Regions from separate parts of the Mus musculus genome. Here region 2 is linked to region 1. Evidence: chromatin contacts called from ENCODE Hi-C or POLR2A ChIA-PET data. All regions are on one chromosome and are shown on one strand. Each heading gives the region's core, a stretch centred on a gene start or an enhancer-like site at or near the end of the contact. The rest is flanking DNA. Distances are from core to core; before and after follow the strand shown. Region 1 holds the start of Tmem256 (transmembrane protein 256). Region 2 overlaps Zbtb4 (zinc finger and BTB domain containing 4).

Region 1 (2,798 bases), core at 159-2,658:
GGGGGCGGCGGCCTCTGAGCCCCCGCGGCCCCGCAGGCCCAGCCCCCGCCTGCAGCGCCTCACCCGGCGGGGGAGGGGGATCGCCCCAGCCCCGGGGGGCGGGGCCGGAATCCAGTCGATCCCCAGGAAAAGGAAAGCTAGGGTATAGGGTCAGAGAGAGCTCAAGAACAGGGAACCCCGCAGTGGGAAAGGCTGAGCCAGGAGGGAGCAATGGGACAGGACTAGATTGGAGATCCACTGGTTCTCTGGGATGGCTTCGAGGGACCAGGAGGCGGTTCAGGCGACAGATCCTAAGGGATCGGGTGCTGGAGGAGGAGTCCACGGCAATCCCTAGGGGCCCGGAGCCCCGGAGCGCAGAATCCGCGGTGCAGGGGCAGGGATCCAGCCGGAATCCTCGGGGAGGGGGAGGGATCTAGTCGATCCCGAGGGCGGGCGGGAGGGAGATCCGGGGAGTCAGAAGAGGGCGGGGGCCGAGTCCCGAGCCTCGAGGCAGAGGTCGGTGCGGCTCCTAGGAAGGAAGGCAAGGGCTAGGGGAGGCTTTGGGAAATGCTCAGTAGCCAGGAGGCCCGGACTCCTGGCTCTGCGCGCCAGGGCCCGCCCGCCCCGCGTCCATCCCAGCTCGAGAGTGATGATCCGCCGGCGGAGCAGCCGCAGCAGCCCCGCGCGTCACCGCGCGGCCGCCTCCCCCGCCCCCTGCCGAGAGAGCGGCGCACACCCCTCGCTTGCACCCGCCTGCCCACCCGCCCTCTGGAGTGTGGGGGGGGATTGAAGACAGTGAAAGGGGTGGGAGTGGACAGACGGACGGATGGACGTAGCGAACTAGAGCAGGGTGAAGACATCTCTCCCCCCGCCCCCCCGGATCTCCCACCCTCTGGGCTCTCCGGGTCTAGCAAGGGGGAGAACAGCTGAACTATAGAGGGCAGGGCATCACACGAAGAAGGCGGGGCCTCTAGGCACAGAGGCGGAGCCATCGTGGGATGGGAGGGGTTTGATGGCAATAGGTGGAGCTTAGAAATCCGTGGGGCCGCCCCTTTTGAGGAGTGGGTCTGGTTTGAAGCAGAACAGGAGGAGCCTGTAGAAAAAGGGGTGGAACTTTGTGGGGGACCGATATCTTTGCAAATTAGCTGGAGGTGTGGGGTTGGGGTGTCGAAGAGGCGATCAACTTGGAAAGTGGGCCAATCCGTGACGCAAATCCTCTAGTCCCACCCTCAACCCCGCCTCCCACTGCTCCGCTCCTCCGCTCCTAATTGGTTCTAGTTTCTCCGCCCGCCAGACATCTTCTCCATTCAACAGAAGTTTTACAAAGGCGTCTGTAAGGGAACCGGGGCTCTGAAATGAACATAGCCCTGATTGGGCATTTTTGGACCTTATTTGCATGGGCAATCGGGATTGGCTGGCTTGTTGGGTGGTCAGGGCGGTGTTGGTTCCGCGCGTGACCACCCACAGCTATGGCCGGGGTAGGGGCTGCTTTCCGCCGCCTAGGTGCCTTGTCCGGAGCTGGGGCCTTGGGTTTGGCCTCCTACGGGGCACACGGTCAGGGGACGTGGGATGCAGCTGGGCTGGGGGCAATCTTTGGGATCTGGTGCGGGGAGGGACCTATAGGAAGTGTCTTGTCTTTTATGGAATAGAGATCCCTTGGAACCCCGAACCTTCAAGTTTGTCTTTAGGTCCAAAAGCGTCTCAGTACTACATCTGTTTCCACCAGTCAGAAGCTTCCAGGGATGCAGTGTCTACTTAGGTGCCCCTGGGGTTTGAGAGGGTCTAAGCCAATACAGTTCTGATTGGTTTTGCATCTCTCTACAGGCGCTCAGTTTCCGGATGCCTACGGGAAGGAGGTGAAGTAACAGTTCTGGGACTCCTGGACTTGGCGCGATGTTTGGGTGTCCTTAAACTGGGAGGGGGTGGGGAGATGAATGGGAAGGCAGTCAAGTGTAGGTCTCTACTGCAAGGACTGCAGGCCTGTGGCTTGAAGACCTGGGGGAGCAGCAAACTGAGCCGTCAGAGGTGACAGTGTTAATGGACTTCGGTCCTATGTTGCTTAGAAAATCTCTCTCTTCTCTTTTTCTTACAGCTCTTTGACAAGGCCAACAAACACCACTTTTTGCACAGCCTGGCCCTGTTAGGGGTACCCTCTTGCAGAAAACCTGTCTGGGTAACCAATTCCCTTGCCTAATTTAAATCAAACCTCATTTACTCCCTCATGTTGCTTTGTTCTTAAAATTCTGTATTCTGTTCTCTGCCTCTTCCAGGCAGGATTACTGTTAGCTTCTGGAACTACCTTATTCTGCACCAGCTTCTACTACCAGGCTCTGAGTGGAGACACCAGCATCCAGACTCTGGGGCCTGTGGGAGGGAGCCTGCTAATCTTGGGCTGGCTTGCCTTGGCTTTTTGAAGTCTCTTGTTTAAGCGCCCAGTCCTGGCCTTTCTGGGTAATTGGGCGCAGAGGGAAGGAGCCAATGTTGAAGCAGAAAAGAAATTAAAAGAAAAAGGCATATAAAGAACTTTGGTGTCTTTATTCATCTAACATTGAGCAAGGGAGGGCAGAGAGTCTACCTTTGAATTTGCATTTCTAACTACAAAGATCCTCTGGTTCTGGAATTCCAATCTTTACAAGGTGTTGTAATTGTGTGTAGGGCTCATAAAGAGCGCTTGAACTAATGGAGCCTCTTACCTAAAGAGCACATGAGGGGCTGGAGAGATGGCTCAGTGGTTAAGAGCGCCGACTGCTGATCCTGAGTTCAAATCCCAGCAACTACATGGTGGCTCACAACCATCCGTTATGAGATCTGACGCTCTC
Region 2 (2,700 bases), core at 188-2,687, 54 kb before region 1:
CCAAGGACATAGGCAAAAAATAAAACAAAACAAAAAAACCCAAGCCAAAAAAAAAAATGCACCTGTTTGAAAGCTCTGATATATACTGTTAGGAATTCTCTATGGGCACATACTACTACGTGCTCCATTTTACAGATATAACAACAGATAGTGAGTAGTTTAGTGGTTTGTGTGCCAGAGCTAGCACTTGAATAAGGTTGTGTGTGAGACAAGGTCTCATTCTATAACCTCGACTGGGTGAAACCCACAGCAGTCCTGCCTCAGCCTTCCAACGCTGGGGTTCTAAGTATGGGACACTATGCCTGGTTTGAATGAGATCTCTCAATATGTAGCAGAGGTTGGCCTTGAACTCATAGCAATCCTCCTGCCTCTGTCTTCCAAGTTCTGAGATTACAGGCATTCACCACCACTCCCCCCCTCCCCCTTTTTTAAATGTTTATTGCAAATGCTGACTTTTAGAAATAACCTTTTTTCACTCTAAAGGTGGTAATCATTGCAAAAAATAAATTTTAGAAAGTTAAAAATAGACAAAAATGATTAATCATTTTCTACATTTTAATTTTAATACGTGCAATTGTAGGCGATATTTATATTTCCTTCCAGATTTATTTTCCCTCTCTTCAACAAATGTTAAGCACTTATGGGCTAGGACCTGTACACATTGCTGGGGATAATTCAGTAGCCAACAGATCTCCTGTCCTCAAAAGGCTTACAGTCTACTACTTGGTTATAATTCTATTTCACTAGAGATCTAAGCTGTGACATTCTATGTAGTTTCAAGAAACAAACTCCAAGTGTGCTGGTTTACCAGGTCTGTGATTCCAACAATTGCTAGGCTAAGGAAGTAACATTGTTGGGAGTTTGAGACCAGCCTGGACGCCACAGTTCCAGGCTAGCCTGGGCCACAGAGTGAGACTCTGTCTCAAAAACAACAAAAACAAAACCGCAGAAGAACAAAACTCTAAATAATAAGTAGAAGGACATTTCGGGTGGGTCCAAGGCACCATGCTCAGCCTCCAAGTCTCACTTGAACGTCTTCCCAGAAACAAGATTCTTACAAGCGCCAAGCGCTATTGAGCTTGAGAGTACCTGCAGCATTTGGCAAAAATGACCGGAGGGTCCTCAAGGGAAAGGTTCAGGAGGGGGCAAATGGTACGTGGCATCTAGGAAAATGACTAGGGTCCCGACGCTTGTGAAAACGATGAATGTCCACAGAAAAAGACGGTCCACAACCATGGCCACAAACTGCCAGTCCTCCTTCAGCTAAGGGTAGACAAAAATAAATAAATAACTCCAGGTCTGGAGTTTTGGGGTGCCCACCCCTTTCAGTTTTCTGCCAAGGTATTGTTACTTGGAATGTGAGAAAAAGATAAGTAGCGCAAAAGTAAGGCTCCAGCTAGATATGAAAGCAAGGAAACCAGTCGGAAAGCAGGAAGGACAAACCAAGCACACTTCCAATCAGAAACGGAAGGGCCTGCTAAAGGCGGAGCTTAAAGTTAAGGGTGGAGCCGAGGTCCATGAGCCCACAGGCTCCAGACTCTTTGGACTTACTGCGTCGTGGTCCTCCTGTTCCTGAAGCTGTCGGGCCATGTAGCTGATTGAGGAAATGACCTCTCGTAGCTCCTGAGGCAGACCTACAGCCCGGGTTGGACCATCGATAAATCGTCGCAGGTCCGGGGCAGATGATTCAGGCTGAAACCTGTGTGTGTAGGGTGGGGACTGTTTGACCACACCCTGGGTTCAAAGAGAATGTGAAGTTCCCGTTGACCTGTCAACCCTGCTCCAGCTGCCTCCTCCAACAACCTTCCGTACCTGGGAGAGACCTTCCGACCTCTCCAGACTTTTGCAAGTTTCTGGCTCTTTAAACTTTTAAATGCCACCTTTTTACAATGCAAGCACAGACAAGGTTCCTACAACTCCCATGATGCTAGGCCACATTACCTTCCACTGTCTTCTGGGAGCTGTAGCTCTCCCTTGCCCAAGTGATTGATTAGTGTAGGTCTTTTTTTGTTGTTGTTTTTTGTTTTGTTTTGTTTTTTTGTTTGTTTTGTTTTTCGAGACAGAGTTTCTCTGTATAGCCCTGGCTGTCCTGGAACTCACTTTGTAGACCAGGCTGGCCTCGAACTCAGAAATCTGCCTGCCTCTGCCTCCCGAGTGCTGGGATTAAAGGCGTGCACCACCACACCCAGCGACTAGTGTAGGTCTTACCTGTTAAGTTTAGGGAAAAGAAAATCACTTGGAGGCTTCCGGATGAAATATTCATCAGTTCCTCTGCCCCAGCCACTTCTTGGAGAAAGAGAGTGATGTGGTTCAGGGAGTTGGTCTCTCTCGGGTTTGGGCCTCTTCAGACCCAGGTATGGAGGGAGCTTGTGAATGAAGATCTATACAGTAGAAGTGACATATTACAGAGGGCTTTAATGCTTTCAATCACAAAGAAAGCAGCTAAGGATTCACACCCCAGATGTCCCTTCCTGTACATGCGCACTCACAGTACTCCTGAGCTACACTGGCAGAACCTCTACTGCACAGCTTTAGGGCTGGACAGATAGATGGCTCAGCAGTTAAGAGCACTGACTGCTCTTCCAGAGAACCCTGGTTTCCAGGGCCACATGGTGGCTCACAACCATCTGTAAGTCTTAGGCACGTAGGTAGTACATATATACATACATGAAACAAACATTCATTCATGTAAAAAATATA

The links. A loop is a pair of places that touch in the nucleus more often than their neighbours do. ChIA-PET counts read pairs that join two places held with the same protein, here RNA polymerase II (POLR2A).
Region 2: POLR2A ChIA-PET joins it to region 1 with 28 read pairs in embryonic stem cell. The contact joins the enhancer-like site here to the promoter of Tmem256 in region 1. A Hi-C loop is called at or near these places in 2 of 37 maps with a recorded cell type or tissue (T-helper 2 cell and heart). POLR2A ChIA-PET finds 5 or more read pairs at or near these places in 4 of 5 experiments (Patski and embryonic stem cell).

Annotation. Positions count from the first base shown.
Region 1 is chr11:69,837,117-69,839,914 of GRCm38, forward strand. Tmem256 (transmembrane protein 256) reads left to right here and starts at 1,409. Exons shown (of 4, transcript NM_026982.1): 1 at 1,409-1,533; 2 at 1,804-1,835; 3 at 2,072-2,152; 4 at 2,250-2,442. The coding sequence starts at 1,449. The coding sequence ends at 2,393. Nlgn2 (neuroligin 2) reads right to left here and starts at 668. Exons shown (of 8, transcript NM_001364137.1): 1 at 1-668.
Region 2 is chr11:69,783,499-69,786,198 of GRCm38, forward strand. Zbtb4 (zinc finger and BTB domain containing 4) reads left to right here. Exons shown (of 4, transcript NM_029348.2): 4 at 1-528. Chrnb1 (cholinergic receptor, nicotinic, beta polypeptide 1 (muscle)) reads right to left here. Exons shown (of 11, transcript NM_009601.4): 9 at 2,209-2,381; 10 at 1,552-1,699; 11 at 538-1,263. The coding sequence ends at 1,123. Among named protein-coding and RNA genes, the nearest start is that of Chrnb1, 11 kb to the right of the region's middle. Within about 2 kb of position 1,438, at least 1 of the 3 ENCODE cell types and tissues checked has a DNase peak (open chromatin) inside an H3K27ac peak, as active enhancers do; it is heart, where a contact is called at or near this core.